Regions from separate parts of the Mus musculus genome. Here region 1 is linked to region 2. Evidence: chromatin loops called from intact Hi-C (ENCODE). Cell type or tissue: gastrocnemius. All regions are shown on one strand. Each heading gives the region's core, and the rest is flanking DNA. Links, peaks and the distances in the headings are about the cores only.

Evidence for each region. Hi-C counts contacts between places; a loop is a spot of excess contacts. Peaks named below come from ENCODE experiments on the same cell type or tissue, not always from the same donor. Only the 100,000 strongest peaks of a DNase experiment are listed, where the experiment ranks them.
Region 1: it touches region 2 in a loop (3-fold over the local background); 2 of 42 quality-filtered maps call a loop at or near these places.

Annotation. Positions count from the first base shown.
Region 1 is chr13:80,865,479-80,882,118 of GRCm38, forward strand. No RefSeq gene overlaps it. Among named protein-coding and RNA genes, the nearest start is that of Arrdc3, 9.6 kb to the right of the region's middle. In gastrocnemius, for the core only: no CTCF peak of the experiment used is centred there; no DNase peak of the experiment used is centred there.
Region 2 is chr13:81,279,173-81,295,812 of GRCm38, forward strand. It overlaps Adgrv1 (adhesion G protein-coupled receptor V1), which reads right to left. Exons shown (of 90, transcript NM_054053.4): 84 at 4,184-4,300. Among named protein-coding and RNA genes, the nearest start is that of Gm32639, 180 kb to the left of the region's middle. In gastrocnemius, for the core only: no CTCF peak of the experiment used is centred there; a DNase peak (open chromatin) is centred at 9,836.

The DNA.
Region 1 (16,640 bases), core at 7,552-12,551, 410 kb before region 2:
CTGGACTTAGACAGTTGTGAGCTGCCAGGTGGGTACTAGAACTTGAATCATGGTCCTCTGGAAAAGCAAGTAGGTTCTTAAGTGTTGACCCATCTCTCTCCAACCCCAATCTTTTGCTTTCTTGAGGGTTTTCCTGTATAAGCCAGGCTGGCCTGAGATGGCTGAGCCTCCTGCCTCAGCCTCCTTAGAGCTGAGAATACATGTGTTTCCCTGCTATGCTACTCTTTCATAAACCACTTAAGTGTATGAAACTATAAGGAGAATGATACTAGAGATACCTCACCTCCAGCACAAGCTTACAGCATAAGGCATAGGCTGGGCTCATTGTGCTTCTCCTTCTACAAACTGATCCCAGCCATTTCCCTGCCATGCCAGAGACAAGCACTACCTCACTTTGGTGATCACCACTTCCTTGTAAGTTGTTGTATCTTTACAACACATGCAAGTGCCCATAAACTATATGTAATATTGTTTGCCCTGTTTAAAATTTACATGCCTATAATATTTTGGTTGTGAGCCTAGCCTTTAACGGCTGAGCCATCTCTCCAGCCCAACATGCCTATAATATTATACTACCCATATTTTTGCCCATGTTTCTAGTCTTAGTCAACGTAATATTAGCCATAGGGTTGTTCTGAGCTATGTATTTTATACTACACTTGTATTTTATACTATATATTAGTCTATGGTTTTATAGTTACATATTTTTCTGTATTTGCACTCTGAGAGTGCTGTGGTCAACTTCTTATGACACCATTGCTAACTTCCATATTGGCACTTGAAACAATCTCTCACCAACAGTGCAAATTTTTCTTCCGTCTTTCACCAGCACTTTGGTTAAATTAAGCAATTTTATGTTCTATTAGTTGTATACAATGGTGGTACCAAGAAGTTTTCTTTTCTCTTTTGCTCATGGAAGTGAAGTTGTATTTTAACAGATACGCCATCTCTCTTCCATAACAAGCCCATGTATGTATATCCTTGCCTGTCCCTCTATTGAGTTGCTAATTTCTAATTAGCATCTAATTTTTAAGATATCTCTTTGTGTTATAATTTAGGCTTTTCCTAATCTCTGTCCCCAAATAAGTGGAGAAAGGGGGAGGGAAGAGGAGAGGAGAGGAGAGGAGAGGAGAGGAGAGGGGAGGGGAGGGGAGAGGAGAGGAGAGGAGAGGAGAGGAGAGGAGAGGAGAGGAGAGGAGAGGAGAGGAGAGGAGAGGAGAGGAGAGGAGAGGAGAGGAGAGGAGAGGAGAGGAGAGGAGGAAATGAGCTGGAAACTTCAGGTGCTTGAAACCTGCCCAATAGTGAAAGGTAAGACCCACAAGAAGTGATGAGGCAGGCTGGAAAGATGGTTCAACAGTTAAGAGCACTGACTGCCTTCCAGAAGTCCTGAGTTCAATTCCCAGCAACCACATGGTGCCCACAACCATCTGTAATAGGATCTGATGCCCTCTTCTGGTGTGCCTGAAGACAGCAATGTGCTCACATTAAATAAAAAAATAAATAAATGGGTTTTTTAAGAGAGAGAGAGAGAGAGAGAGAGAGATGATGATGATGATGATGATGGTGGTGGTGGTGGTGATGATGATGATGATGGTGGTGATGATGATGATGAGGAGGAGGAGGAGGAGGAGCCAGTGGGGCTCCATTCATTGGTTGAATTTTTCAGTGATATTAATGTTTTTTTTTTTTAAGTTCAAAGATGTATCTTTATGGAAGCATCAGTTGGCAACCTCACTGTTGGGAAATTATACTGTGCACTTTTATAACCTACAAGAGTGTACTAGTTTTAATTCATCGCAACTATGTAACTGTCATGATTTGAATGAGAGGAACCCCCACATGCTCATGTTTCAATGCTCCGTCCCCAGTTGGTGGAACATTTTAGAAAGGATTAGGAGGTGTGGCTTTGTGAGAAGGGGTGTGTCACTGGGGGTGGGCTTTCGGGTTTCAACGCCCTTGCTCCATTCCCAGTGTGCTGCTCTACCTCCTAGTTGAGGATCAAGATGTTGCTGCTGCCATCCATACCTTTGCCCCACCATCATCAGTACCAACCTTTTGAAACCAGAGACCAAATTAAACACTTTCTTTTACAAGTTGCCTTGTCATGGCATTTTGCCACAGCAATAGAAAAGTAACTAAGACTGTAAATAACCATCTAATATGTCTTGGATTTGGGCCTGGCACAGCCCCTTGTGCCTGTAATATCAGCAGTGAGGAGGTAAAAAAAAAAAAAATCAGCATAACATGAAGGGTAGCTTGGGATACATGGAAGTTCTAAGTCAGTCTAGATTATTGAGTAAGATGCTCAAAAATTAATAATATATCCTGAATTCTAGATATTAAAAGATGATACCTCAATCTAAAATTTGACTCAAATTGGTTTGTATTTGATAATATATGTTTATAAGACAAAAGTATATATTTTTAGGTTTCAGCTATAGAATGCTGTCTCATCTGATGCTATAGGTTTTCTTGTAGTGGGGTTTTATCTGGTCTCTTCCCATAAATATTGGGGTGAAATCTAGGAATTGGCAATGGTGGGAAGAGCTAAGCATTAAAATCACCTGGGTTTTCTTGTGTTGCCAAGGTGGCTGATTAAGTAAAGCCATCCGTTGCCAAGCGTATTAACCTGAGTTCAATCCCTGGGACCCACATAGTGGAAGGATACATGTAGCACATATGCAACACAACATGCCCCAACATTCACACACACACACACACATGCACACACATGTATACATACACACACACATACACACACACACACACACACACATACAGGCACACAAACACACACACATACACCACACATATAAATGGATACATGTAATCTTAAAGTTTTGTTTCTTCTCTGTGTCTTACTAGCTACATGATACAGGACAAGTTTATTAAAATTGAAGAGCCTCAGTTTTTCAAGATGGCATTAATATCCCTTAATTTGCTATCAAAGTGTCACAGGATTAGAAATAGAAAAAAATTAAAAATCAGCTTTGGTTATTACATTTGCTGGTTTCGCTGTAAATGAAGCTGAGCAGACAATGTTGTCTGAATTGAAAAAGCAGCCCACATGGTTCACATTACTCAGAGCAAAGTTGGGCTTGAGGATGGCCCAGCAGTTAAAAGCACTGTTCCAGAGATCCTGAGTTCAATTCTCAGCAATCACATGATGACTCACAACCATCTATAATGGGATCTGATATGCTCTTCTGGTGTATCTGAAGAGAGCGACAGCGTACTCATATAAATAAAAATAAATAAATCTTTTTTTTTAAAGTAGCAAGGTTGAAGGCTGCTCTCCTCCAGTGTCAATCTTTGACCCAGGCTGCCAGAAGGAGATATGTTGGCTTGTTCCTGGCAGTAGTCTGGTCTCAGCTCTTGGGAAGATAAGCAAACCATCTCTTCCAGCTCTGTGATGAGTATATGGGTATATGGTGAGCCACTGCTGGCAATCCATTACCCATAGCTCACATCGTACTTTACTGTCCTTGCAATATTTTCACTACTTATAATTACATTCCAAACATTTGGGTGAACATACTCATTCCATAACTCCACTATTAAAAATGCAGATTCCATTGGAGAAGGTAATTTGTCTCTATAGTTTTCCACTACTGGACTTTAAGTGTCTAGAATGGTAGCTAGACCATGTAGTGAATTCAAGATATACTTATTAAATAGATAAAGCATCAATGTAATGTATGAGGATCAGGAAATTGAATGGAGGTATATAGCAGTCGGGGATGGGAAGCTGTGGGTAGCCACTAGAAAGTTCAAGATGTGAGGAAATGAAGAGGCTCCCAGGACCCAATGGGGATGACATTAGCTGAAATACTCAACAAAGGGGAGAGAGAACCTATAAAGACCCTATCCAGAGGTTAGGCACTGCCCCTGGTTGAGGAATGGGGCCACCCGTCCATCTTAAAAATACAGAATTGTTACTGTCTAAAGGAAATTCAGGGACAAAGAATGGAGCAGAGACTGAAGGAAAGGCTATCCAGAGACTGCCCCATCTGGGGATTCATCCCATCTGTAGACACCAAACATAGATACAATTGCCAATGCCAAGAAGCTCTTGCTGGTAGGAGCCTGGTATGGTTGTCCCCTGAGAGGCTCTGCCAGAGTCTGACAAATACAGATGTGGATACTTGCAGCCAACCATCGGACTGAGCATGGGGACTGCAATGGAGGAGTTAGGGAAAGGACTGAAGAAGTTGAAGGGGTTTGCAACCCCATAGGAAGAATCACATTATCAATGAACCAGAACACCCCCCCCCAGAGCTCCCAGGGACTAAACCACCAACCAAACAGTATACATGGAGGGACTCGTGGCTCCAGTTGCACATATAGCAAAGGATTGCCTTAGCTGGTATCAATGGGAGGGGAGGACCTTGGTCCTGTGGAGGCTTGATGCCCCAGCATAGGAGAATGCTAAGGGAGTGAAGTGGGAGTGGCTGTGTGGGTGGGGAAGCACCCTCAGATACAGGGGGAGGGTGTATGGGATAGAGGGTTTGCAGAGGAGAAACCAGGAAGAGGGATAACATTTGAAATGTATATAAATAAAATATTTAAAAAGATAATGCATTATTGTGTCACTAAGCATAAATTTTCATTCCATCAACCTGCTGGTGGAGAATAGCTATCAGCAGTCCAATCCACTGCAAAGCCTACAAACTACAGAGTGACTGTACCAGCAAGATGTGTTCAGTGCTATAATGGTCGCATTAATGTCTTGGAAATAACCAACCGCTGTCTCATTGGATTTAAGGACCCCTATCTGAGCAATACTATCGCTATGATGAAACTAAAAGCAAGTTGAGAACGAAAAGGTTTACTTAGCTTACATGCCCACACCATAGTCCATCACTGAAGGAAGTCAAACAGGGCAGGAACCTGGGGGCAGGAGATAACGCTGAGGCCATGGAGGAATGCTGTTTACTGACTTGCTATCCATAGCTTGCTCAGCCTGTTTTACTATAGAACCTCGGTCCACTAGCCCAAAGTTAGCCCTACCCAAAAGGGGCTGGTCCTCCCACATCAATTAATAACTAAGAAAATGCTCTATAGGTTCTAGTCTTATGGAGACAACTTCTCAACTGAGTCTCCCTCCTCTCCAATGACTCTAATTTGTGTTAAGTTGGCATAAAACTAGTGAACATAGCCTCTCAATACAAAAGAACTCATGCCCAGTACTGTTATCCTAATCAAGAACATGTGACTAGAGAGGTCAGAGGTCCTAGAGATCTACTACTACCATTTTGCTGAATCGATATAGTATACAAGTGCCTTCCAATACTTATCTCTATACCTATAGGTAAGTGCTGCTTGCAGCCATCATTAGGGAATCTCCTTTTTTTGCAACAAGCAGAGGCTATTACAAAGAATACAACTAGTCAGAGTGCATAGAATAAATGACTGAGTGCACATGAAATTCCAAGACTTGGAGAACATCACAGAAGAGAGAGGCAGATGACGCTAAGAGCCTAAGAACTACTTCAAAATAGGGCCTTCTAGACATGACAGGAACACTTTACTCATGAATTCTCAGCAATATGGTTACATGCATAAGAACACATTAGTCAACATTCCCACATATTTAGAGGAAGAATTCACAAGGCTCCACCCCTAGTTGAGAAGTGAAGGCAATCTGTGACTACTGAGGGAAGGAGAGATTCAGTTTTCTTCAGGTCCATCCCCCTAGTAGTTGTTCATGCCTAAGTGGTCAGTCCTATACCAAGTGCCTATGGGCAACATTAACTTGGTGTGGTAGGAGGAAGAGGACATGGGCATGGGGGTGGGGGGAATGGGAAGAGTTGGAGGGGAAGAGAGAAGTGCATATAATGAGCATACATTGTTATGCATCAAAGTCTAAAACTAAGGCAAAATAGTTTTGAAAATTTAGACCTAATTTAAGAACAATTAAGTAATTCACAAAAAGTCATTATTGGATGATAAACATTTTACAAATGTCTTATATAAGAAATGGAAAGGGGCTTTGTACTGACAAACTTCACAAAAAATTGCTCAACTGACTATGTCTATGGTGGCTTGGTGGTAGAGCACTTGCTTAGCATATGGGAATGTCTTTCATTCAAATCCAGTACCAAAAAAGAAAAAGAAAAAAAGAAAACAATTGTTTACCAATGTACAACTTCATCAATTAAAAAAATAATATAATTTTAAATTTCACCCAAAATCCTGAAGAAGCTTTAGACCCTGCAATGATTATATTGATGGTCAACATGAATCATCTAGAATCATCTTAGAGATAAATATCTGAACATATGTAGGAGGGAATTCTAGACTTGGTTGAGGTAGGAAGACCTACCCTAATGGGAGTCCTGAACTATACAAAAAGGAGAACTTTTGTTAGTATAGTTATTCACTACTCTCTGTTTCCAGTCTGCAGATTCAATGTAACCAGATCCCCTGAGCTCCCAAGTCATAAGTTTCAGACCAGGAAAGAATATACTCTAGAACTATGAGCCAAGATATATCCCTACTTTCTTAAGTTGATTTTGTCAGAATTTTGCCCAGCAATGTATAAAGTAACTGTGTGGTTTGAATAGGTATGTTTTCCCATATACTCATGGGAATGGCACTATTAGAAGGTGTGGCCATGTGGAATTAGATGTGGTCTTCTTGGAAGAAGTGTATCACTATGGGGTGGGCTTTGAGGTCACATATGCTCAAGCTATTCCTAGCCCTCGTCTGCTGCCTGTGGATCAAGATGTAGAACTCTCACCTTCTTCTCCAGCACCATGACTGCCCACACACTGCCATGCTTCCTACCATGATGATGATGGACTAAACCGATGAAACTGTAACCCAATTAAACAATTTCCTTTATAAGTGTTGCGTTGGTCATTGTGTCCCTTCATAGCAATAAAACCCTAACTGAGACAGTAACTAATGTAGACCTTATGATAAGTGAAAATAATTTCTGAAAATGGTTGACCACTGATGCTCAACGTCAGATGCCAAGATAAAGTATTGAAGTGCTATAATTGAGATAAGTTTATTCCTCCCAAAGCCCATGGGTTAGATGGATGGTCCCCAGTGTAGCAGTAGACTGAGGTAGAAGAAAATATAGGATTTAAAGTCCAGTGGAAGCATATTGAAGGGCTTTACCTACATCAACAGATTAATGCTATTTTCTGGGAATGAGTCAGATTTCAAAAGATGAGATCATTTCTAAGGAGAATAATTTGGGGGGGGGTTATAATACTCTACTGTGCCTGCTCTGCCCACCCCCCACTCCCCCCACACACACACTAGCCTTTTGCTTTCTTTCTTATTATGTGACTTTTCTGTCCTCTTGTGAGTCCTGCCATGATGCCATCAACCATGTTGTATTAAGATCCAAATAAACTTTTCTGTAAAAAGTACAAAGCCTTTGGTATTTAGTAATAATTAAATGAAACAGATCAATACAGGGGGATTGATGAGATAAGTAAATATCTTAAGGATTATATAAAGTCAAGATTTTCATTGTCAGAGAAAGGAAATAGGAAAATGGGAAAAATTAGTCCAGTGATGCTGAATAGGATCTGATGATGGAGTACAAGGGTGACGATTTGGATATGCTTGGCCCAGTCAGTGGCACTATTAGGAGATGTGGCCTTGTTGGAGTGGATGTGGCCTTGTTGGAGGAAGTGTGTCATTGTAGGGGTGAGCTTTGAGATCCTCCTCCTAGCTACCTAGCCATGTGGGTGCCAATCTTCTCCTGGTTCCCTTTGGAACAAGATGTAGGATTCTCAGGTCCTTCTCCAGTTCCATGCCTGCCTGGATGCTGCCATGATGATTGTGGACTGAACCTCTGAACCTGTAAGCTAGCCCCAATTAAATGTTGTCCTTTATAAGAGTTGCTTTGGTCATGGTGTCTCTTCACAGCAATGGAAAGCCTAATTAAGACAACAGGTGTTAATTTATAACTTATTATATGGAAACAAATAAATACTTATTTAAATATGGTTCTTCTTAGCAAGTAGGAGCTGGTAGTACTAAAACAGTTGATAAAATGAGTTTTCATACCAAAACACATATTTACAGAAACTTATAGTAGTTTACCAAAAAATATTAGCCACAAATTAAAAATTAACTTGCAGTAGAGAATTCTGACTGTCTGCCCTTGAATCAAATGGGTGGAATGAACATGCCAGGACTGAGATAAATCAAAACCATGGATACCTGGGAGTCCATCATGAGAACAGCATCCATTCTACCTTATTTCCTGCCAAGAACACAATCTGAATTACAAGGCAATATTAAAGTCACAAACATAAAGGAAAACAGAGAGAATTGTTTCAGACTGGTATTGGTTTGAGTCATGAGAACACCAAGGCACATCACAATTTTGGGCAGGGGACTTTTGCTACAGACTAGGAACAACTATCAAAATGTCAACAGAGCCTGACAACTTGGTGTAGTAGCTTCAGAATTCAAAGGTAATTCCCTAATACTGATGCTGTATATTGCTCTGAAGAGACACTAGGATCACAGAAACTCCTACAAAGGAAATAATTTAATTGGGGTTGGCTTACAGGTTTAGAGAGTGAGTCCATTATCACTATGGTGGGAACCATGACATCACACAGACAGACTTGGTGCTAAAAAAGAAATCAAGAGTCTACATCTGGATTAGAGGGCAACAGGAAAAGAGAGACCACTCCTAGTTTGAGCATTTGAAACCTCAAAGCCCACCACAGTGACACTTCCTCTAACAAGACCACCCCACTCCAACAAGGTCATACCTCCTCATGCCCCACCCCAAGTATTCACCTATGAGCCCATGGAGACTGTTCTTATTCAAATATCACAGATGCTTTGTTGTAGTTATGTAAGAAGGATGCTTTAAGACATGTGAGTGGCCCTATTCAGGGGTGCAGACGTAATAGGTTGTTGCTATTCATTAATGGGTGAAGCAGGGTGTGGTTTCATGTATTTGTAACTTTTCCATGTTTCCATTGTAACAGTTTCAAAAAGTTTGAAATAAAACAAGAAGACAGAGAGAGAGAGAGAGAGAGAGAGAGAGAGAGAGAGAGAGAGAATATAAATGAGGGCATAGGGAAAGAAAGAGGGGGAGGACAAGAGAAGGGAAGGAGAGGAAAAAAATATTTGTCATAATCAAATTTGTGGAAATGTGAGAGCTTGGCAATATATGTTGCTGAAAACTCAGGAACTTTCATGAAGATCCTCTCCAGGTTGGTAAGTTCCAACTCTGTTCCAACTGAGATCCTAGTACCAAGAATCCCTGAAACTAAGAGGCATCTAGCTGAAGTATGTTTCAAAGGCTAGGCCCACATTTAGAGAGACGTTTAAAAACAAGTCAAAGCTGAAGAGTTGGGGCTCAAATTCAAGATAGGAAAGGATAAACAAAGCCTGCCCGATGGAACCTAGTTCTGAGTGGATTCTCCCACCTTTGTTGTTGTTGTTGCTGTTGTTGTTGTTGTTGTTGTTGTTGTTGTTGTTTTTCGAGACAGGGTTTCTCTGTTTAGCCCTGGCTGTCCTGGAACTCACTTTGTAGACCAGGATGGCCTCAAACTCAGAAATCCGCCTGCCTCTGCCTCGCGAGTGCTGGGATTAAAGGCGTGCGCCTCCACGGCGACCTCTCCCGCCTTTCTAAGTAAAGCCAAATGTTTGACTGTTTCCCAAATTACCTCTGATAAAATCCACTGTGTTATTTTGATTTGCAAAATACAAATGAACTAATACCACTGGTCAATTTGGTTTTGAGTTTATGTTCTTGGGGCTTCTGAAATCTCAATCAGGAAGCCCACTTGCTCTGTTCCTTGACTGATTGATTGACAAGCTCACTTGCTCTCTGAGCCAATCACAGAGCTGTGTGACTGAAAGTGGTCAGAAGCTCTTCTCACAGGACACCGTCGTAGTCTCAGCAAGAACTAGGAAAACAGAAAGAACTAGGGAAACAATGGTGGGAGTGTAGGGAAAAGTGCACAATGAGCGTGGTGGCACATGCCTTTAATCCCAGCACTCGGGAGGCAGAGGCAGGTGGATTTCTGAGTTCGAGGCCAGCCTGGTCTACAAATAAATAAATAAATAAATAAATAAATAAATAAATAAATAAATGAAGTTCACATTGGCGAAGGAATGTAAACTCAGCTACTACAGCTCTTATTTAAACCCAATCCAAACACCACACACCAAGCCCTCCATTAGCCCTCCATTACCAGAGTCCATTGGGGGTCTACTCCATTTTCTTTCAACTTAAAGTTTATAAGTTAACTCCCATTCTACATTAAGAAAGGAAGGAGAGAACGCAGTTTACAGATCATTCCAGTGGAAGAAACAAGCCTTTAAAGGAGCTAGAATTATGCTTATCTTCCATGATCTGAGAAAATCCCTGTGATTATTAAGTTTAATAATCCTATTAATTAATGGCATTTCAAAGTTCAAATGAGTTTTAAATTTTAGGAAGCTATCAAATGCCTCAAGAATGATATCTATGGACATTGGGAATTCCAGAAAATGGGACTTAAAGAGGTTAATTTATTCTGACAGGAGGATGATTAATGTAAGGTAAAATTACTTAATCTCTAATTAACCTAGTCCATTATTGAGCCCTTAACAGGAGTCACTCAGAAAGAATTCTGTGGAGAATGTCTGAAGACAGTACTGCTGCAGGAGACAATCACTGTGTCTGCCACTGGGGGATGCCCAAAACCACCTTCATATCTAAGCCACAACCTAAATTTTTTTGTTTAAATCTTTGTTAAAGAAAGTATGAGGCATAATATTATCAAGTATCTTTTAACACCAACTTTACTGATAGAGGTTTTTCAAAAACCTTAATGGAAAATAAAAAACTATTTTTTAATCATCCCAACTGTGCTTATAAACAAAAGTCTTTTAATAAAAACGGTTCAGCATGGGTGTTGAACTGTGCGTTCATGTGTTTTGTTTAGATAAATTGTTATTTGTAGGAAATGGATGGAAGTTAGAAGCATAAGTTAAGCAAAATAAGCCAGACTCAGACAAATATAATTTAGATTTAAAAGGAAAAAAATAGATATGCATTATTGGGAGATGTAGAGGGAAATGAGCAGGAAAGGTACAGTGGACTTCAGAGGGTGATAGTGTGAAGAATATGATCAATGTACAAAGGTACCTATGTGAAAGTGACCAATGTGGGAAGATAAACTCATAAGTGTATTAGTGGCACACATAGTATGGGGGTAACCTGGTGTTTTCTGATTAGATTTCAGACTCACTCCACTGAGGGAAACAAATGAGTGGTGCTATAAATATGGCCTAGAACCCATGGTTGGGGAGTTCCCAGGCTCCAAGAATGAATCTTGTACTACCATTCTGTTAAATGGGCATTATCCCTGTCTTAGTTAGGGTTTTACTGCTGTGAACAGACACCATGACCAAGGCAACTCTTACAAGGATGACATTTAACTGGGGCTAGTTACAGGTTCAGAGATTCAGTCCGGTATCATCAAGGCAGAAACATGACAGTGTCTAGGCAGGCACGATGCAGGAGGAGCTTAGAGTTCTATGTCTTCATCTGAAGGCTGCTAGCAGAATACTCACCTCCAGGCAGCTAGAACTAGGGTACTAAAGCCATAACCATGACACATCTACTCCAGCAAGGCCACACTTCCTAATAGTGTCCCAAGCATACACAAACCATCACATTCCACTCCCTGGCCCCCATAGGCTTGGTCAAACATATGAGTCTATGGGAGCCATACCTAAACATAGCGTAATGCAAAATACATTTAGCCCTACTTCAAAAGTCCCCATAGCCTATAGCAGTCTCAATAATGTTAAAAGTTCAAAGTTCAAACCCTCTTCAGAGGTTCATCCAAGCACTTAACTTTAATTTCCAAAGAAGGACAGGAAACCAGCTGGGCAAACTCCAAACTCTGTATCTCCATGGATAATGTCAAAGTAGTCTTCAGATCTTCAACTCCTATTTCATCTTTCTTGACAGCAACAAACTTCTTACTCCTGGGCTGGTTCCACTCCCTGTTGGCAGCTTTCTGCAGTAGATAGCCCATGGCTCTGGCATCTCAAACATCTTGATGTCTCCAAGGCATCTTCAAAGTTACAGCTTCTTGTTCCAATGTCTGGAATCCACAGATGATCTTCTGGGCCCCTCCAATGGCTGGCGTCTTCTCCAGTTCTGCCCTATGTAGCACTCTCATCTTAGGTTGATCCACTCCACTTCTGCTGCTGTTCTTGGTGATCATGCCATGGTACTGGCATCTCCAATACACTGGGTCTTCTACTGCAACAAGGCTTCACCAACAGCCTCTCATAGGCTCTCTTCATTGTGCCAAGCCTCAAATCCCTTGCATAACCCCTTCAGTCTTGGGCTGACAACTGCAACTGAGGCTGTGCCTTCACCAATGATCTTCCATGGCCTCTCACAGTGCCAAGTTCTTCATGCCTTTAAAGCAGTACCACCTGGATGACTCTTACACATTACCAAGTATAGCTGCAGCATGAGGTAAAACCTTGGTTATCTCTGGAACAGAGTTTCTTTATGCTCTCAGAAAATAATTCCCAGAAGATTTTAGTTCAATGATGCTGATCTCTTCTTAGTCACCACTAATTTCTTAGTTCCTGCTAACCAGCATCAATTGTCCCAGTAGACCCTTCTATACTGGACTCTAAAGTCAGAGCCACATGGGTAAAGCTGCTGTATTCTGCTGCTTGCTGGGGCTGGAACATGGCCCCCTTTATTCTATTTTTAGTTTTCTGTTTTCCAACTTCCATACTACCTAAGCTTAGCTGTCCTGGAACTTGCTCTGTACATTGACCTTGAACTCAGAGATCTGTGTGGCTCTGTCTCCTGGACCTTTAAAGGTGTGTACCACCATGCCTGGACCTAAACTTAACTGAGTGGGATCTTGCTGCAAAGTCCCACTCTCTTAATCTGGTATCTTCTAGGACATAGGATTCAGCACTTCCTGGTCCCCCTTTAATATTTAAATCATATATTTTATATTTTTCCTTTCTAAGCTTGCTACTCTTGTTCAAAATACTATTCATGAGAATTAGCCAGAGAATAATGTCTCTGCTGGGCATTTCTGAGACTTCCTTTGTATTGAATTGTACGTTCTTTGTACTGATTCAGTATTCAGAACAACTAGAAAATCATGCATAAAAGTCATAAAGTAGAAACCTACTGAATAAAATCTGTGTGTTTTAATACTGATATAGCTTTTTAACCAATAAAACTACAGCAAATCCTGTCTTCCTTTATTTTCTATTGCAGTGATAAAAAGTATGACTAAAAGGTACTTGGAGAAGAAACAGTTAATTGACTTCCAACTCACAGCCCAATGCTGAGTAAAGTCAAAGCAGGAACTCAAGTCAGGAGGCTGGGTACAGAAACTCAGTCAGAAACCATGGAGGATGCTGCCTACTGGCTCTCCACGGTTTACTCAGCCTGTTCCGTACAATGCCCAGGGCCATCTTCCAATTATGCCTGTCCTCCCCCAATGCCATACAGACTTGTCTACAGACCAACCTTATGGAGGCATTTTCTTAACTAAGATTCCCTCTGCCTAAATATGTGTAGATTTGTGTAAAGTTAACAAAAATCATCCAGCACAAATCCTTATTTTTTTAAAATAAAGTTGGATATTATACCAAGGTAAGGATATCATGGGTAGCATTCACTTTAAAAAGAAAAATTACTCTCTATTTTATTTATTTATTTATTTATTTATTTATTTATTTAATGTACATTGGTATTTTGACCACATGTATGTCTGTGTGAGGGTGTTGGATCCCTGGGAACTGAGTTACAGACAGTTGTAAGCTGCCATGTGGATGCTAGGAATAGAACCAAGGTCCTCTGGAAGAACAGCCAGTGCTCTTAACCTCTGAGCCATCTCTCCAGCCCCAAGGATTCACTTTTTAAATAAGGGTGATTTGAACTTAATATTTTTTTAAGATTTATTTATTTATTTTTATGTATATGAGTACACTGTAGCTGTGATGGTTGTGAGCAACCATGTGGTTGCTGGGATTTGAACTCAGGACCTTCGGAAGAGCAGTCAGTGCTCTTAACCGCTGAGCCGTATCTCCAGCTCTTGAATTTATTTTTAATTCATCAGTCTCATCTGATTTTTCTTTGTGTGCTGTTAGATAAATATATATATATATATAAAATAATAAAAAATTTTTAAAAAGTATCTTCCCATATAATTCTATAACCTTACAGTGAGCTTATGCTTAACACTGGTAGTCAACATTTATCGAGCCAAATGAGGGCAGAGAGGGCAGTGAAATGCCATCTTCTGGTTAGACTCCTCATGAAGTCACAGAAACTGCAGGTTACCTGCACAAGACCAAGCCAAGCAAAATCCTAGCCTAGATTAGAACGGTGCTCTGTAGTCTCCATCTCTTCCTGGGGAGCTAATGGCTACTGGAGAAGAAAGAATCACTCTTTGGTGGGTTTCTTTGGGAGGAGCTTGTGTCCCACAGATAAGACAGCCTGACACAAGTCTTTCAAAGTCCAAAATGATAAAGCATTGAAAGTCTGACAGATTTTCCCAAGTGAAATACATACATAACTATAAGGAGTCAGGCTAATCCTGAGTAGGAATTTCTGATGCATCTTCTCTCCTGTAAAATATGCTGGTTGACACAGTTGCTGCAAAAATCAAAAGGTTTATATTACAAAAATAATAAAATAAATCCAAGTGCCAGTTATGTGTGAGAATTTACCAAGCCATAGATGAAATGTGCTGTCTCACAACAAAAGGTCACTTGAAAACATCTTCTAGAGTAGCACGCCCTCAACCAACTTTTAGACTTAAGTCACCTCACCTGCAAGTGTCCCATGAGACACTCTCTTGATTGATTTTAACCATAACTAGTCAAGTGAAATTCTCCCCAAGCAGGAACAACAGCAACATGAACAGTGAGCTGATGGTGGATTAAGATCATCTCCTGAGGATGTTCAATGACTGTAAGTAAGGGTAGTTAACAACGGTAACACTAACCGGATGCGTGAAACCCTCCACAACGCACATAGAAAAGGTGGCAGCCACAGGTAACGTCTGGGTTTTTATTATATTATTTTTTGATATTTTCTTTGTCTGTCTTATTGGTGGCTACTGTTTTTGTCTGTTGTTTGTTTGTTTGTTTGTCTTGTTTTTAACAGGATCTCAGATAGCCAAGACTGGACTTGAATCCCTGATACTTCTGCCTCTACCCCTACCCCCAAATCTAGGATTACAGGTGCCCCAACCATGCCTGGCTTTTAGAAACCTCATTATCAAGAGAGACTACTAGGTGACGGGAAGGGCAACATTCCCCTAGTACAAACTTTCAGTCAGTAAAATGTGAATTTCCTAGGAGCCGATTCCTCTTGGTGACTCTCGCCTTTAAATTACATATTGGCAACAACAAGCCAAGCCAACAAAGGGGGCAGAAGATGTACTTGACAGGAGGAGAGACTTAGCAGATGAGTAGGAGGACAAAGCATATGAGATGTAGGCTGGGTTGCAGCAGGAAAGAGCCTTGGTGTGAAGATGAATAGCTGAAATCTAAATCAAAATACAATAGTGTCCCAGTGAAACATCAGAGAAGCCCAAGATAGCACGCCACAACCCAGCACTCCCAGCTGTCTCAAGGGGAGACATTTTGAGTCTGCAAATGCAAAGTTATTAAAATCAAAGAGAAATAACATACAAAATTTGACCTAAGCATAACATTTCTTTTAGAAATGAAAATATACACAAGTACTTAGAGGTACCAGCATATTTGTTTGTTCGTCATGCTTTTGTGGCTTCAATAACTAGGAGGGGAAAGCCAAATGAATCAAATATACTTGTTTACACACTTGAGGAATACTATGTAACAAAACCTCAAAAGGAAAAGGGGACCAAAGGGAAATAAATGCAACATGGGTAAAAATTATTGGTTAAGGTTTAGCATGTGTCCATTACTAAAGTCTTTGAGAAGTCACATTAGACTAATAGCAAAGTAAATCTAATGAAGCAAAAGATCCTAGGAGCATCAAATAAAAGAGGGAGCAATACAGGGATGGTGTTGATTCCCCATTAGAAACTTTACAAACTACAAACAATACTAGGATCCTTTTCCATTAAATGCAATTCTCAGGCTCTTACATAGTGATCCTTAATTTTCAGAAATGTGATACAGTTCACAGCACCCACGTAGCCACGTTCACATCTATAACTCCAGTAACAGGGAGTCTGAGGCCACCGATCTTCTGGCTTAACAGGTTCCAGAACACACAATGCGTGCTCTTACATAGATATACATACATAAATAAAATTTAAAAAATAATGTAAATTCTCGTTGTGCCCACTTTTAACTCCACTCCTTGCTCAATCTTCTGTGGTGTCTAATGCTGAAATCCACCTCATACTGAAGGAAACTTGACATTCTAGCAAAGACGTGGCTGTTACCACTAGGGGGAGAAAAACACCAATAGTATTTGTTACCAACCCTTAGCCCAAGGGTTAGACACTTTACCTGGATTATCCACCAGGTGTCAACCAAGAGAAGAAAGTTGCCCCTACCCCCCACCCCGGACCAAATACACAGATGTGTAATTTTATGCATAAAAAGCTAAACTCTTCTTGGCTTTTCCAGTAATTATTCTTCACATAGTTATATTTTAGGTTTTT
Region 2 (16,640 bases), core at 7,639-12,638:
TGTTCACACAGAGTGATCTTAAATGCAGAACAAACAGAAGGGAAGGTCAATTATTCTTGACCAAACAGAGAATTTGCTAGTTGTTTGTTTCATACGTAATAAGCAAACTTTGCTGTTTTTACACTCCCACCAGGAGCTTGGAGCCTGTGCTAAGCAGGCGCATTCTCTATGAGGCCACAGATTATCCTTGCTGAGGCTTTGCAGCTATTGTGTGCCTCTCTTAAAATCATCCTTCTTTGCACATATCAAACACATCCCCCTCTTCATAAAAAGATATGAATTATATTGGAAAAGTAAAAGATTCAGCACAGTTGAAAATCTCTGTTATCTTAGCCACTTGTGCTAGCCTCAGCAGCACCATACAGGTATTGTGCACAAGCTGGGCTGGGCACAGGGCCAGCTTCCTGCATGGATTAGTTTCGTATTTTCAGTTTTCAAAGGTGGTGTAACAGTAACCTGATCTGCAAGATCGGCTCAGAGAAGTTATATAACTTGTTTATCAATAAGAGGTTTCGCCCGACATTATAACTATACTCTCATTTCACCATGACGGTTTTGAAAGCTTGTAACAAAGTAAAGTGAGGCCATTTAAATAAGTTTAACCTAACTCTGAAAATGTGATGCAAAAAAAAAACAAAACAAAAACAAAAACAAAAAACCACACACACAAACAAAAAACCAAAGAACAATGGTTTGTTATCTCAGAATGTTCACTGTAATGATATTTTTATTATCTTTCTTATGTGTGCATTAACCTGCGGTTATATGAAGGTGCACACATGCCACAGTGCATGTGTTGAGGTCAGAGAACAACTTACTGGTCATTTCTCTCCTTCCAGAATTTGGGTCCTGGTGATCGAACTCAGGTTGTCTGTATTGACAGCAAACATTTTGCCCACTGAGCCATCTTGCCAGCCCACAGTGATAATTCTGGTGCTCTTAACCCAATTATTAAAATTGAATGATTAACTCAGTCATTGCATTACTCATATAACATCTGATTCACTCCTGTATTGCTAAAAAATATGAAGTAGAATTGATAATGTTGACATTCTTTCAAGGTTTTTAAAGTTTTCATTTATCTTATGTGTGTTGGTGTTTTGTATGCATGTATGTCTGTGTACCATGTATGTGCTCTTTCAAGATTTTAATCAAATTTGACTCACAGGATTGGACTAGTGTTTTTAAAGATAGGCTTAGGGTTTTTTGTTGTTGTTGTTGTTGTTGTTGTTGTTGTTATTTGTTTGTTCCATAAATGTGGAAATTATTATGAAAGCAAACAAGCAAGGTGGTTTAAAGGAAGCAAAAGATGTTCAGAGCTTAGACAAAGCTGACAGATGAAGAGCATTCTTTGTTTCTTCCCAGCTGGTACAGCAGACAAAGACATCCATCCTTGTAGTACTACTCTGCGATTCAATTCAGGCAGGCCCAGGACTTATTTCAATTATTCTCCATGGAAGGGTGAGGCAGAATCCTCTCTCTATGGAAAAGCTGTTGAACTTCTCTTTCTGACAGTTTCAAGGACAAATTACTGACTAAAGCTCCCATTGAAAAGAGGTGTAACAACTTGCACTGTGCACATTCAGACCTCTCTTTAAAGTAGAATTCAGAAGGAAATGTCCCTGAGACAGAAAGAAGCAATGAAGTCATCCAAGTCCAGGGCCCAGACCATGGCACCTCCTAATTTGTTGCCCTTGAGCCACTGAGCCTTTATCTTGAAGCTCTTGACATTATCAAAGCCAAGGTTTTTAAAAAATGGTTTTAGCACATGACATTTCATAAATGGAAAGTGTAGTTGGGTAAAATGACAACCTCTAGCCACAACATAACTTATTAGAAGAAAGCTATCTAAAATTTAGAAGTTATTGGATTTTCCCCTTGTGGTCACACCGCAAACCATGAAGGATGTGTGGTGCACCATCTGAAATGCATTATATTTCACTGCCATTTGCAACTATTTTCCTAAATTATGAGCCACACACAAATATAATTAGCCTACTAAATAAGCATCAGACACAATTAGATTTTCTTGCTGACCAGAAAAGCAGATATGGGATAACCTGAACCACCCCCCCTCCCATTAACTTTGGCTAATACCCAGCAAAAGAGAAACTCCACTAGAAATACATGTGAAAGACATTTCTGTTTGAATGCACTTTGGTGATCTGATCACTATGCTTCTGCAAATAGTCTCTTCGACACCGAGAGTATTACTGGCTGTGAGCACTCTTAACTTGAATGGATTCTCCATGTCCTACCATTTGATCCATTGGCTCTGGTTCTGCCAAATGCAGACACCTGGTCTAGGCTTTCTCTCCTGCCGCATGTCTGTGGGTATTGTACACAGAAGCATCTCCCCACAGCCGTTCCAAGATACTGCCTTCTGACAGCTCACATGCTAGGACATGAACTGTGAGTTTGGTTCTTGTGTGCGTAAGACGCCAGTGCATGATAGGCTACAATGGAGCCCCAGCTGCCTTCATACTGTTACATGGAACCTAGGTCTGTGTGATACTCTGCTCACACTTTACCTTACCACTGTGTCTACCATAAAGTAAAATTCTCAGCCATTTATATTATGTTTATATTACGTTCCATCACTGAAATAGTTCGCTTAGTGCGTAGCCTGTGACTACAGGTTTTCCCTGTTGGTTCCACCTGTGTTTCAATCAAGCAGCTTCCTGTTGTAACTATCCTGCTATCTCTGTATATCTTCAAATCTGATAAGCAGTTTCCTGTGTTTTCATCTAAGTCATTAATCAGAAACTCAGAATATGTCAGGGACAGGGACAAAGACCTTCAGCACAGCACTGGAGGATCAGGCCAGGCAGATAGATAACAACCTGCATAGTCTTGTCCTTAAAAACTTCAGCTTAGAGCAATGCCTAAAATAATCTTTCAATCAGAAAAATAATGTAAGAAATTTCCTCTTTTTTCAGATGTTTCATGTCCTGAAATTATGTCTATGACTTAGACTTATTTTTAAACCCATTGACAGAGATATTATAGTAAATGACTTATTTTCCCTGATTGGAGGTGCTGAAAGGTCTACAAAGCACTAATTTGAGGAGAGACGGATTATTCAGAGCCATCTCCTGCAGAGAGGGAATCATGCATTAGGGGTGCAGAGTGGCAAGGCCAGAGCCCTCCTTTATGACTCTCCTACTGTCAGGCCACACCACGGCAGCTGCTGCTGTTGTTCATGACTGGAAAGTCTTTGTCTCTTCTACAACGGCTCCTCAGGTCAGAACAGGAGCCACGGTCCATCAGATTTTCATGGCCGATATGTGGGGACAGAGATTCCGATCTCCTGCAAGCCTGACAATCAACATCCTATGCTAAAGTTCTGAACTAACAGAAAACAAATAACCATGTTGTTTACTTTGTATCTACTGACAAGTCTCTGTTTAGTATGAGCATTCTCCAGTCCTCCTGGTACAGCCAACACTACTAACTGGCTTCCCCCAGACACTCTTTTCTATCTCCAATTAACCACAAATAAAGATATCTCTCCAAAGTTGAGATGTAATTATATCCTCTCTTTCATGAACAAACTTTTTGATCATTCAGAGAAAATAATTCAAATTTCTTATTCCTCAGGGCCCATATTCCAAGCTCCTTCTGCTACGACCCTTTGGTTTTCAGTCTTACTAAATTTGCCTCATTCTTTTCCAAATTCTCCTCTAGTTACTAGATATATTATTGCATTCACACCATGGTAGAGCTGTGATGGCTACCTCAGATTATTTCTACTTCAGGACAGAGAATATCTGGTACTAAGACCTTGTGATGGTGTGTTTATGCTCAGCCCAGGGCATGGCACTATTAGGAGGTGTGGCTCTGTTGGAGTAGGTGTAGCCTTGTTGGAGTAGGTGTGTCACTGTGGGTGTGGCCTTCAAGATGCCTGGAAGCCAGTCTTCTGCTAGAAGCCCTCAGATGAAGATGTAGGACTCTCAGCTCCTCCTGCACCAGGCCTGCCTGGACACTGCCATGTCTCTTCCTTGATGATTCAAGATGAAGATGAATGAAACCCTGAACCTGTAAGCCAGCTGCAATTAAATGCTATTCTTATAAGAGTTGCCTTGTTATGGTGTCTGTTCCGAACAGTAAAACCCTAACTAAGACAGCCCCCCTCTCACAGGGTCACGGGAGGGGAGCGCTGGGCAGGGAATGAGCTACCAACCTGAATGAGCATCCAGCTAAACTGGCAAAGATACAGGTAATGCGCCACAGCAGCCACAGCGGAGCAGCTCTCCTCGCTGAGGTGGGGACTTGCATATGCAGATGCCAGGAACAAAATCTGGAAGACACAGGTAGTTCTATTTTTAAGTCATGCTAAGATGAATGAAGACCATCCTGAAAATAAGCCACTTTCATCTTAACATGTAATTGAGCCAGTCAAAGGCAAAGTTGACTTGACCTCAGGCAACCTCAAGGGGCAATGTGTGAGTGAACTCGTGTGTTTCTAAGAACCAATTAAAGACAAAATATTGTTTTGTGTTGCTGTAAGTATCTCAAGAGCAAATTCTCTCAAAAAACCATATTTTTGTGAATGCGAGACCAAACTGAAGCACTGAAGTCCACTTGTTCAAGGTAGGTAAGAAAGAGGAGGAAGTGTAGAAATGCCATTCCCGGCTAATGAGACAGGGAGATGAAGGGAATCTTTGACTTTCTATTATCCACAACTTCTTGCCAGATAGCAACATGTGGAACAAACAAGTTGCAAGTCTTAAAATTACCTAAATGGTGGGGTTTCATTATCATTTTCAAGACTCTCACCCTTTCATCAAATATAACTATTTAAATTGCATGTCTATTTCCCTCTTTCCCAACACAATTGAATCTTAGCTCTTTTTATAAAGAGAATCCTCATAGCCATCGACCATACTGTGAAATCATTATCATTATATCACCACAACCAACACCATCACTACCACCATCATCACTACCACCACCACCACCATCATTTTACTCACTAGAATATAATCTGCATAAGGAGAGAAATTTTTACTTTTTTATTCTTTGATAAATTTCAAACATCAAATATTTGGCACCTAATAGAACTAAGTAAACACTTCTGGAATAACTGATCAAATCAAGAAAAATACCATTTTGTATTTTTCCAATATAAGAGTATTATGGGGCAGTGCCACCAGACAGAAGAGCTGTTCAGGCTGTAGTAAGTTCAGAACCCTAATAAAAGTAGAGTTCTCCATGCTGATGAGGTATCTTAATGGGGGTTGAGTGTTAAGCCAACGAGCTTCCCTTCCTGGGCATCCCTTCCTGCAAAAGATATTTAATCTCTGGTCCACCCTGAGTAAAAGTTATTCATCCTCATCCGCCATGATTAAAACAGTTTGGACAAACAAGGCCTGTCTTGTTCATCAAGACCGGGGTGGTATGTGTGTGTGTGGATATGTGTGTGTGTGTTGGGGGGGGGGGTGCTTCGTCATACAGAGCTGAGTCTAAGTGTCTCATAGAAGGCCTTCTTCCAGCCTGGGCTCAGCATGTGTATGCAGACCCTATTCCCAACTCCTCGTCGTCCAGGGATCACAGCAGGATAGGAACCACAATTCTCAATGACATGCTTCCCAGTGGCATGGGAGTTTGAGAACCACAGCATCTATCCTAGATCTCACTGTGATTCCCCCAGAACTTCTTCTATTGTTGAGAATAGTTTTTGCAATCCTGGGATTATGTTATTCCAGATGAATTTGCAAATTGCCCTTTCTAACTTGGTGAAGAATTGAGTTGGAATTTTGATGGGGATTGCATTGAATCTGTAGATTGCTTTTGGCAAGATGGCCATTTTTACTATATTAATCCTGACAATCCATGAGCATGAAAGTTCTTTCCATCTTCTGAGGTCTTCTTTGATTTCTTTCTACAGAGACTTGAAGTTCTTGTCATAAAGATCTTTCACTTGTTTGGTTAGAGTCACACCAAGGTATTTTATATTTGTGACTATTGTGAAGGGTGTTGTTTTTCTAATTTCATTTTCATCCCATTTTTACTTTGAGTATAGGAAGACTACTGATTTGTTTGAATTAATTTTATATCCAGCCCCTTTGCTAAAGTTGCTTATTAGGTTTAGGAGTTCTCTGGTGAAATTTTTGGGGTCACTTAAATATATGATCATATTATCTGCAAATAGTGATATTTTGACTTCTTCCTTTCCAATTTATATCTCCTTGATCTCCTGTTGTTGTCAAATTGCTCTGGCTAGGACTACTATATTAAATAGATAGGGAGAAAGTGGCCAGCCTTATCTAGTCCCTGAATTTAGTGGGATTACTTTGTTTCTCTCCATTTAGTTTGATGTTGGCTACTGGTTTGCTGTATATTGCTTTTACTATGTTTAGGTATGGGCCTTGAATTCCTGATCTTTCCAAGAATTCTAACATGAAGGGATATTGAATTTTGTCAAATGCTTTCTCAGCATCAAATAAAATGATCATGTTTATTTTTTCTTTGAGTTTATGTATTGAATTTCATTGATCGGTTTCCATATATTGAGCCATACCTGCATCCCTGGAATGAAGCCTACTTGATCGTGGTGAATGATCATTTTGATATGTTCTTGGATTTGGTTTACAAGAATTTTATTGAGTATTTTTGCATCAATATTCTTAAAGGGAATTGGTCTGAAGTTCTCTGTCTTTGTTAGGTCTTGGTTTTGGTGCTAGCATAACTGTGGCTTCATAGAATGAATTGGGTAGAGTACCTTCTGTTTCTATTTTGTGGAATAGTTTGAAGAGTAGTGGTATTAGGTCTCCTTTGGAGGTCTGATAGAATTCTGCACTAAACTCATCTGGTCCTGGGCTTTTTTTTTTTTTTTTTTTTTTTTTGGTTGGGAGACTTTTAATGACTACTTCTATTTCTTTAGAGGTTATGGTTTTACTGTTCCTGATTCAACTTTGGTATTTGGTATCTGTCTAAAAAATTGTACATTTCATCTAGATTTTCCAGTTGTGTTGAGTATAAGTTTTTATAGTAGGATTTGATGATTTTTTGAATTTCCTCAGTTTCTGTTGTTATATCTCTCTTTTCATTTCTGATTTTGTTAATTTGGACACTGTCTCTGTACCCTCTGGTTAGTCTAGCCAAGCATTTATTTATTTTGTTGATTTTCTCAAAGAACCAACTCCTGGTTTCGTTGATTCTTTGTAAATTTCTTTTGGTTTCTACTTGGTTGATTTCAGCCCTGAGTTTGATTATTTCCTGCCCTCTACTCCTCTTGGGTGCATTTGCTTATTTTTGTTCTAGAGCTTTCAGTTGTGCTCTCAAGCTTCTATGCTATGCTCTCCCCAGTTTTTTGGGGGGGGAGGGACTCAGGGCTATGAGTTTTCCTCCTAGCACTGCTTTCACTGTGTCCCATAAGTTTGGGTATGCTGTCCCTTCATTTTCATTAAAATGTCTTTAATTCTAAAAAGTCTTTAATTTCTTTCTTATTTCTTCCTTGATCAAGTTATCATTGAGTAGAGAGTTGTTCAGCTTCCAGGTATATGGGAGCTTTCTGTTGTTTTGTTGCTATTGAAGACCAGCCTTAGTCCATAGTGATCCATAGAATGCATGCCATCATTTCAATCTGCTTATATCTGTTGAGGTCTGTTTTGTAACCAATTATATGGTCAGTTTTGGAGAAGGTACCATGAGGTGCTGAGAAAAAGGTAGATTCTTTTGTTTTAGAATGAAATGTTCTATAGATAACTGTTAAATCCATTTGGTCCATAACTTCTGTTAGTTTCACTGTGTCTCTGTTTAGTATGTGTTTCCATGTTCTGTTCATTAATTAGGGTTGGGTGTTGAAGTCTCACACTATTATTGTGTGAGGTGCAATGTATGTTTTGAGCTTTAGTAAAGTTTCTTTTATGAATGTGCATGCCCTTGCATTTGGAGCATAGATGTTAAGAATTGAGTGTTCTTCTTGGTAGATTTTTTCCTTTGATGAGTATGAAGTGTCCTTCCTTATCTTTTTTTGATAACTTTTGGTTGAAAGCCAATTTTATTCAATATTAGAATGGCTACTCCATCTTGTTTCTTGGGAGCATTTGCTTGGGAAATTGTTTTCCAGCCCTTTACTGTGAGGTAGTGTCTGTCTTTGACACTGAAGTGTGTTTCCTGTATGCAGCAAAATGCTGGGTCCTGTTCACATATCCAGTCTTCTAATCTTTGTCTTTTTATTGGGGAATTGAGTACACTGATGTTAAGACATATTAAGGAACAGTGATTGCTGCTTCCTGTTATTTTTTATTTTATTTTTATATTTGTATGGCTATCTTCTTTTAGGTTTGTTGAAAGAAGATTACTTTTTTCCTTTTTCTTGGGTGTAGTTTCCCTCCTTGTGTTGGAGTTTTCTATCCGTTATCCTTTGTAGGGCTGGATTTATGGAAAGATACTGTGTAAATTTGGTTTTGTCAAGGAATATCTTGGTTTCTACATCTAGGGTAATTGAGAGTTTTGCTGGGTATAGTAGTCTGGGCTGGCATTTGTATTCACTTAGGGTCTGTATGACACCTGCACAGGATCTTCTGGCTTTTAGAGTCTTTAGTGAGAAGTCTGTTGTAATTCTGATAAGTCTGCCATTATATCTTACTTGATCTCTTTTCCCTTACTGCTTTTAATATTCTTTCTTTGTTTTTTGCATTTGCTGTTTTGACTATTATGTGATGAGAGAAATTCCTTTTCTATCCAATATATTTGGAGTTCTGTAGGCTTCTTTTATGGTTATGGGCATCTCTTTCTTTAGGTTAGAGAAGCTTTCTTCTATAGTTTTGTTGAAGATATTTACTGGCCCTTTAAGTTGGGAATCTTCGTTCTCTTCTCCACCTATTATCCTTAGGTTTGGTCTTCTCACTGTGTCCTGAATTTCCTAGATGTTTGGGGTTAGGAGATTTTTGCATTTTTCATTTTCTTTGACTGATGTGTCAATGTTTTCTTTGGTATCTTCTGTATAGAGATTCTTTATTCTATTTCTTGTATTCTGTTGGTGATGCTTGTATCTCTAACTCTTTACCTCTTTCCTAGGTTTTCTATCTCCAGGGTTGTCTCCCTTTGTGATTTCTTTATTGTTTTTATTTCCATTTTTAGATCTTAGATGGTTTTGTTCAATTCCTTCACATGTTTAGTTGTGTTTTCCTATAATTCTTTAAGGGATTTTTTGTGTTTCCTCATTAGGGGCTTCTAGCTGCTTACCTGTGTTATTTTAAGGGAGTTATTTATGTCCTTCTTAAAGTACTCTATCATCATGAGATGTGATTTTCAAATCAGAGTCATTTTCAATCTTGTTTTTGATACCAATATATGTATATATCTCTAAATCTCTTCACATAAATAACTCAAACAAAAATGTAGAAGTCATTTAAATTATATGAAAATATATTTTAATATGTAATAAGCAATTATTTTTTGATTTATTGATTGAAAATGAAAATATATTTTAAAATTCTCATCTAATTCTTAGATGTAGAAATATAATTAATAAAATTTAGAAAGGAAATAGAATTGAGTAGAATTTCAGAGAATCTGGGGAATTCTAATAAAATTTGATATAACTCTAACTATAGCGTCTATTAACTCAAAGGCCAAAACTAAACATACCGTAAACATGCCAAAGTTTATACTTCCTCTGCCTAGCACTTTTAAGGTCAGTAAGCAACCCCTGAGGAAATAACCATTCCAGCTGAGACTCACCCAATGGAGCCTGGAGGATGTTGGACCCCCTCCACTCTGCTTAAGCCTCATCTATCTTCTAGTCTACACCCCTGCTGGGGCAGTTCAGTGTGTCTGCCCCTCTCCCCACCGACCAGCCTGCTGGTCTTCCAGGAGATCTGCCACAACCAAGGACACAGGTGATAACCCTCCCAAATAACACCCCAGCTGGGACCCCCATGGAGCCCAGCCCCACACCCACCCCTTACCCCCACTCAAGCCCCAACTCCCTTCAGGTCTGTACATCCTCTGGGGAAGATCAGCGTGCCTGCACATCTCCCACTCCCCACAGTCTGCCAGGCTCCTAGGAAGTCTACAACAACCAGGGATACAGCCTTCCTGTCTCCCAGGAAGTCTGTCATCCAGGTCAGGGGAGGACTGCCCTAACCCAGGAACATAGGAGGTATGCTCTAACCAGGGTCAAAGGAGCCCCCTCCCTTCACCAAAAACAGCACAGTCTGCCTCCCAGGAGGCCTGTCCTAACCCAGGTCACAGAGCTCTGCCTGCCTCCAAGGACAAAAACACTCAGGTCAGTTAATACTAGAGATAACCAGATGGCCAGAGGTGAGCACGGGACCATAAGCAGCAGGAGCCAATGTAATTTCAGACCATCAGAACCCAGTTCTCCTACAACAGCAAGCCCTGAATACCCTAACATGCCTGAAAAGCAAGACGCTGACCTAAAGGCCCATATAATGAAGATAATAGAGAACTTTAAAGAGGATATAAATAACTCACTTAAAGAAACACAAGAAAACACTGACAAACAGGCACAAGCTCTTAAAGAGGAAACAAATAAATCCCTTAAAGAAATACAAGAAAACTCAATCAAACAGGTGAAAGAATTGAAAAAAAAAGGCCATCCAGTTACTGACCCAACTTGAGATCAATCCCATGTATGCACACCAAACTCTGACACTGTTACTGATGCCATATTGTGTTTGCAGACAAGAGCCCATCATGGCTGTCCTCTTAGAGGCTATATTAGCAGCTGACTGAGGCAACAAACATCGAAGATTAATTTTGTTGTGCAACTGCTGTGTAAAGTTTCAAGCACAAATGTGTTATAGTACTCTATAAAGCAGCCAAAATGAGGTAAATTAGCCATATATATATATATATATATATATATATATATATATATATACATATACATATATATAATTTGAACATATGAATTTTCCCTAGAATCTCTTTAATTATTTTTATTTTACATACACACAGTCAATTGTTTATTTATTTGTGTGTATGAGTGTGTATACATGTGTCATTGAGTGCCTATAGAGCTCAGAGTCAAGGTGCAACACACATAAACATGTAAAAATAAATAAATTACTTTAAATATTTTAGAAGAAGAGGGTTAAGGGTAAATTTTTCAATTACTGTCTGTCACTGTAAGCATGGCTACTTTGTAAAAATAGAGTCATTCTTTATATGAAAATGGTAAGGAGGGCAGCAAGTAGCAGCAGAAAAATTATACTTAAGGGCTGGCAAAATCATATTTAAAGGATTCCACATTATCATATATTTATGACATATTATTATACATATACACAGATATACACGCACAGACACTACACACACACGCACACACACACACATACATATATGCTTCCTGTGAATTTCTTAACTTTTCATAGGTTTGAGTTGATTTTTTTATTTTGGGTCAATTAATGGATAAGAAATATCAAGACAAATCAGCATGTAAATTTATTAAATGTGTGCTAACAATGTACTAGATTCAATAAGAAAATTTAGTTTTTCTAAAATTATAAATATGGTAATATGAACTCCAAAACTATTGTAAACTGAAGTACTATGTACACACTTGGCAATGTTTGGTCTCCAGTACACGGGAGGAAGGAAATAACCATTACTTAGTGGGTTTTTTTTTTTTTTTTGTCTTGGTTTGTTTGTTTGTTTGTTTGATGTGGCAGTTGACATTCTGTGGATTCAGCATAAAGCTTGTTTCTCATAATCTTTCAAGACATTTCTCCCTTTGTTACTGCTAAAGAAACAAACTCAAAGGTGTCATGGGTACCTGCTGAGGAAGCCTGAGCTGGGCTTACTCAGCTCTAACTCAGTGACCCTTTCCTATTCTTTACTACTTTTCTTGCTTTGTTGGCATGCAGGTGCCCATGGATGATTCTCCCTTTCAGAAATCATTAATTGCCTACAGTTCTTCACCTGGGGGTGGGGCTTGTGGGATTGTCCCCATCAACATTGGTATGCCAAGTGGTATTTCTACATTTGGGTGTTGCTTAGGTTACCATACTGATGAGATTTCTTGTTGTCCTCTCTGTGTCCTATGTAGATTTTATCTCAATGCAGGCATTCTGATTCTCTGATCTTACAATCTCTCTGGCCCCTCTTCTGTGTTGTTCTCTGAGTCTTAGTTTAAATTGCAAACTTGTTTATTTTATTACTATCACCATTAAAAGATGCTTACTTAAAGCATAGCACTAACACAACTGCTTACAGTTTCATTTTCTAATAAAATGTGAATTGGAACAACTTAAGGTAAATCCTAATTATTGTAAGAAAATAAAGATACGGGTGAAATAAAACTTTAGTCTGTAAAGCTCTGTGATGAGCAATGAGTTTAAAATTTATGATCATATTTTCATTTTACTTTGCAGCAGCATAAAATTCCACTTAGCATATGTTTCCCATTTTATTTATTCAGTTATGTAGGCTGGCTTCATTTCTTAGCCATTGTGAATTGTGTATTGTAATGTGGATATGGAGAGAGATTAGCAGAGAGGGATGAAAGTGGGTGGGCCTAAGAACAATGTGCAATGAGCATATGCTAATGAAGCCTGTTCATTTATATGCTATTCCCAAAAGATTAATAAAAACAAGATTATGTTAGTTTGGATCTTAAATATCTATATCTGTCTTAAATATCTATATCTACCAAAGCCCATATATTACACATTTATTTGCTACAGTGGTGCTATTAGGAACTGGTTGTACCTTTAAGATGTAGGACCTGTGAAGAGCTACTCATTCCTTCTCCTCCTCGTCCCTTCCAGTCTTGAGAAGCTCTGTCCAGCCACATTCTCCTGCCATGATGTGCTACCACATGCTCAAAGCAATGAGACCAAGGGAGCAGAGACTGAGGCATGGGAAACCTTGAGCCCAAAAAAAACCTTTCTCTGTGCATTGCATGGCTATTTGCCACGTTAACAGAAAGCTGACTGATACTGACTGAAAGGAAACCAAAGTTTCCAATATTTAAGGGCCCACAAAAATTACAAAATCTTCTTTATTCTTTTGTCAATAAGATGAGACACAGGGGTCTTCAAACTTAGTGTCACTTTTAAAATGATATGTAACTCGTACTTGTTCCAATACAATACGGAAAAGCTATCATTCTCAGACCCTCTGTACAGTGTAATCTAACTGACTGCTTCCCCAGTCACAGATGGTTATCGAGGAGCACATGCAAGACATTCAGGAAGAGTGGACAGCACGCATACAGCAATTGGCAAGCCCTGACCCAAGCACCGCCCCCATCCAAGCTCTGCCCCTGCCTCCTGCTTTCCAGCTGCTTCTGTTTTAACCATAGTTGACATGCGATGATTATTGCTTGTTATGATAATGTAAAACATATAAGAATAAGGCTTCTCACTTCAGATATCAGTAAAATAGTATTTTATATTGAATTGCATTATCCATGGGGAAAAGGGATATATAAATAAGATGATTGCCTGAGAATTAGTAATTTACAATTATGAGAACATAAAATGGATGCACACCAAAGCCCTGTCACTCCCGACAAAGCTTCAAATGGATTATTTTCCTCTCTTCTTCTAACATGCTCCCAGTGTCCTATTATTTTATATAAAAATCAGGGATACAACTTACTCAAGGAATCCACTCCTTTATTCCTTCATATTTGTGCAATTAATTGTGAGATTCTACCTGACATACTTTTAAAACAGCTCTTGATAGAGCCAGTCCCTCCAAACTGGACTTTTTCTGTCTACAATTTACATTTGTTATAACCATATTAGTATTATGTAATCTGTGTACACTCATGTATACTAATATGTTTGTGTTTGACATGTGAGTATATAAGTTCACTTCTGTGGAGAAAGAGGAACACTCCTTGTTGGCGGGATTGCAAGCTTGTACAACCACTCTGGAAATCAGTCTGGCGGTTCCTCAGAAAATTGGACATAGTACTACCAGAGGATCCCGAAATACCTCTCCTGGGCATATATCCAGAAGATGTCCCAACCGGTAAGAAGGACACATGCTTCACTATGTTCATAGCAGCCTTATTTATAATAGCCAGAAGCTGGAAAGAACCCAGATGCCCCTCAACAGAGGAATGGATACAGAAAATGTGGTACATTTACACAATGGAGTACTACGCAGCTATTAAAAACAATGAATTCATGAAATTCCTAGGCAAATGGATGGACCTGGAGGGTATCATCCTGAGTGAGGTAACCCAATCACAAAAGAACTCACATGATATGTACTCACTGATAAGTGGATATTAGCCCAGAAGCTCAGAATACCCAAGATACAATTCGCAAAAACATATGAAACTCAAGAAGAACGAAGACCAAAGTGTGGACACTTTGCCCCTTCTTAGAATTGGGAACAAAACACCCATGGAAGGAGTTACATAGACAAAGTTTGGAGCTAAGACGAAAGGATAGACCATCTAGAGACTGCCGCACCAGGGATCCATCCCATAATCAGCCTCCAAATGCAGACACCAGCAAATTGCATACGCCAGCAAAACTTTGCTGAAAGGACCCTGATATAGCTGTCTCTTGTGAGGCTATGCGGGGGCCTGGCAAACACAGAAGTGGATGCTTACTGTCAGCTATTGGATAGAACACAGAGCCCCCAGTGGAGGAGCTAAAGAAAGTACCCAAGGAGCTAAAGGAGTCTGCAACCCTATAGGTGGAACAACAATATGAACTAACCAGTAACCCTGGAGCTCCTGTCTCTAGCTACATATGTAGCAGAAGATGGCCTAGTCGGCCATCACTGGGAAGAGAGACCCCTTGGTCTTGCAAACTTTATATGCCTCAGTACAGGGGAACGCCAGGGCCAAGAAGTGGGAGTGGGTGGGTAGTGGAGTGGAGGGGGAGCATATGGGGGACTTTTGGGATAGCATTTGAAATGTAAATGAAGAAAATACCTAATTAAAAAAAAAGGAAAAAAAATAAGTTCACTTCTGTGCACATGTGTTTGTGTGTGTGTGTGTGTGTGTGTGTGTGTGTGTGTGTGTGTGTGTTCCTCTCTGTCACCTTTGGAGGGCAGAGTTTGATGAACAGAGGACTTCTTCAGTTGCTAGTCATCTTATCATTTGAGACAGGTCTCCTTACTGAGTTTGGAGCTCAGTCTTTTAGCTCTGCTGGCTGCTGGCCAGGAGTTCTGTAACTCTGCCTGTCTCTAGCCCCTCATCCCGGGGTTGCAGCTTACAGACATGCCAAAGTTTTAACACAGATGCAGGGGAATCTAAACTGAAGTCTTCATGGCTTTATAAAAACCATGATCCCCAGACCCACACTTACATATTTTAAAGCAAAAATGATCATACTTCACCTTCTGGGGACTTTGAAGATACTTTTTTAGAAAACAAACAACAACAACAACAAAAAAAAACCAAACCTATTCCCTTTATTCTCTGTTTTCTCTTCTTTTAGATTTCCTACTACCCAGTCATTGGACTCCTGGCCTGACTCTTCCATTTTACAAATATCTTTAGACTTTTTTATATCATTCTCTTTACACACAACTTCAACATATTGAAGAAAAGTATTCATTTAAATGTTTTAAATTTTTGATTGTGAGTCTAAACTTTAATGGCTGAGCTATCAGTCATGGGGGTCAGAGGGAGGGAGGGACCTGGTGGGAGAGGGGACAGGGAGGGGGGAGGGGAAACATGATCTACTACTGGGGGTACAGGACCAAAGCCCTAAAGGCCAGCAGAAAGAATAGAAACAGGCAACCTTGGAAGTAGGATGTGAGGGAACCCTCTATAATGTACAGAGACCCGAGAGATAAGAGTCTCTCAGAACTCAAAGGGAGGAACCTTGGGTGAAATGTACAACAATGCGGAGAAGGAACTTGTAGAGTTCACGTTCAGTACAAAGATAGGACATCAAGTGGAGGGATGGTGTTGCAACCCCATAATCATAAGTGGTCACTCAGAATTGTTCTTGTCTGAAGGAACTGCAGGAACAAAAATGGAGAAGAGCCTGAGGGAAAGGAGATCCAGTGACAGACCCAAACTGGGATCCAGCTCAAGGGAAGGCTCCAAGGCCTGACACTATTATTGATGCTATGGTGTGCCTACAGACAGGAACCTAACATGGCTGCCTTCCGAGAGGCCCAACAAGCAACTGAAAGAGTTAGATGCAGATACTAGCACCCAAGCAATGGACTGAAGCCAGGGACCCCTGAAGTGGAATTGGGGGAAAGCTGGAAGAAACTGAGGAGGAGGGTGACCCCATGGGAAGACCAGCAGTATCAACTGACCTGGATCTCTGAGATCGTTCAGACACTGGACTACCAACCAAGCAGCATACACTAGCGGGTCCGAGGCCCCTGACACATATATAGCAGAGGACTGCATGGTCTGGCCTCAGCGAGAGAAGGTGCACATAACCCTTGAGAGACTTGAGGCCCCAGGGAGTGGGGAAGCCTAGTGGGTGTGGGGGAGGGATATCCTCTTGAGATGGGGGGGGGTATGAGATGGGGAACGGTTGGGGTGCACACTGGGAGGGAATAAAATATTGACTATAAAAGAGGATTAAAGAACAAAAATAAATAAATTTTAAAAAGTAAAAGTTTTAAACTGGATTACAATATGGTAATGTATACTAAGCTTGGAGTACAACATTTAAAAATGTGTAGAAATATGTAGCCAAGATCAAGATATAGTAGAATATGTTTAA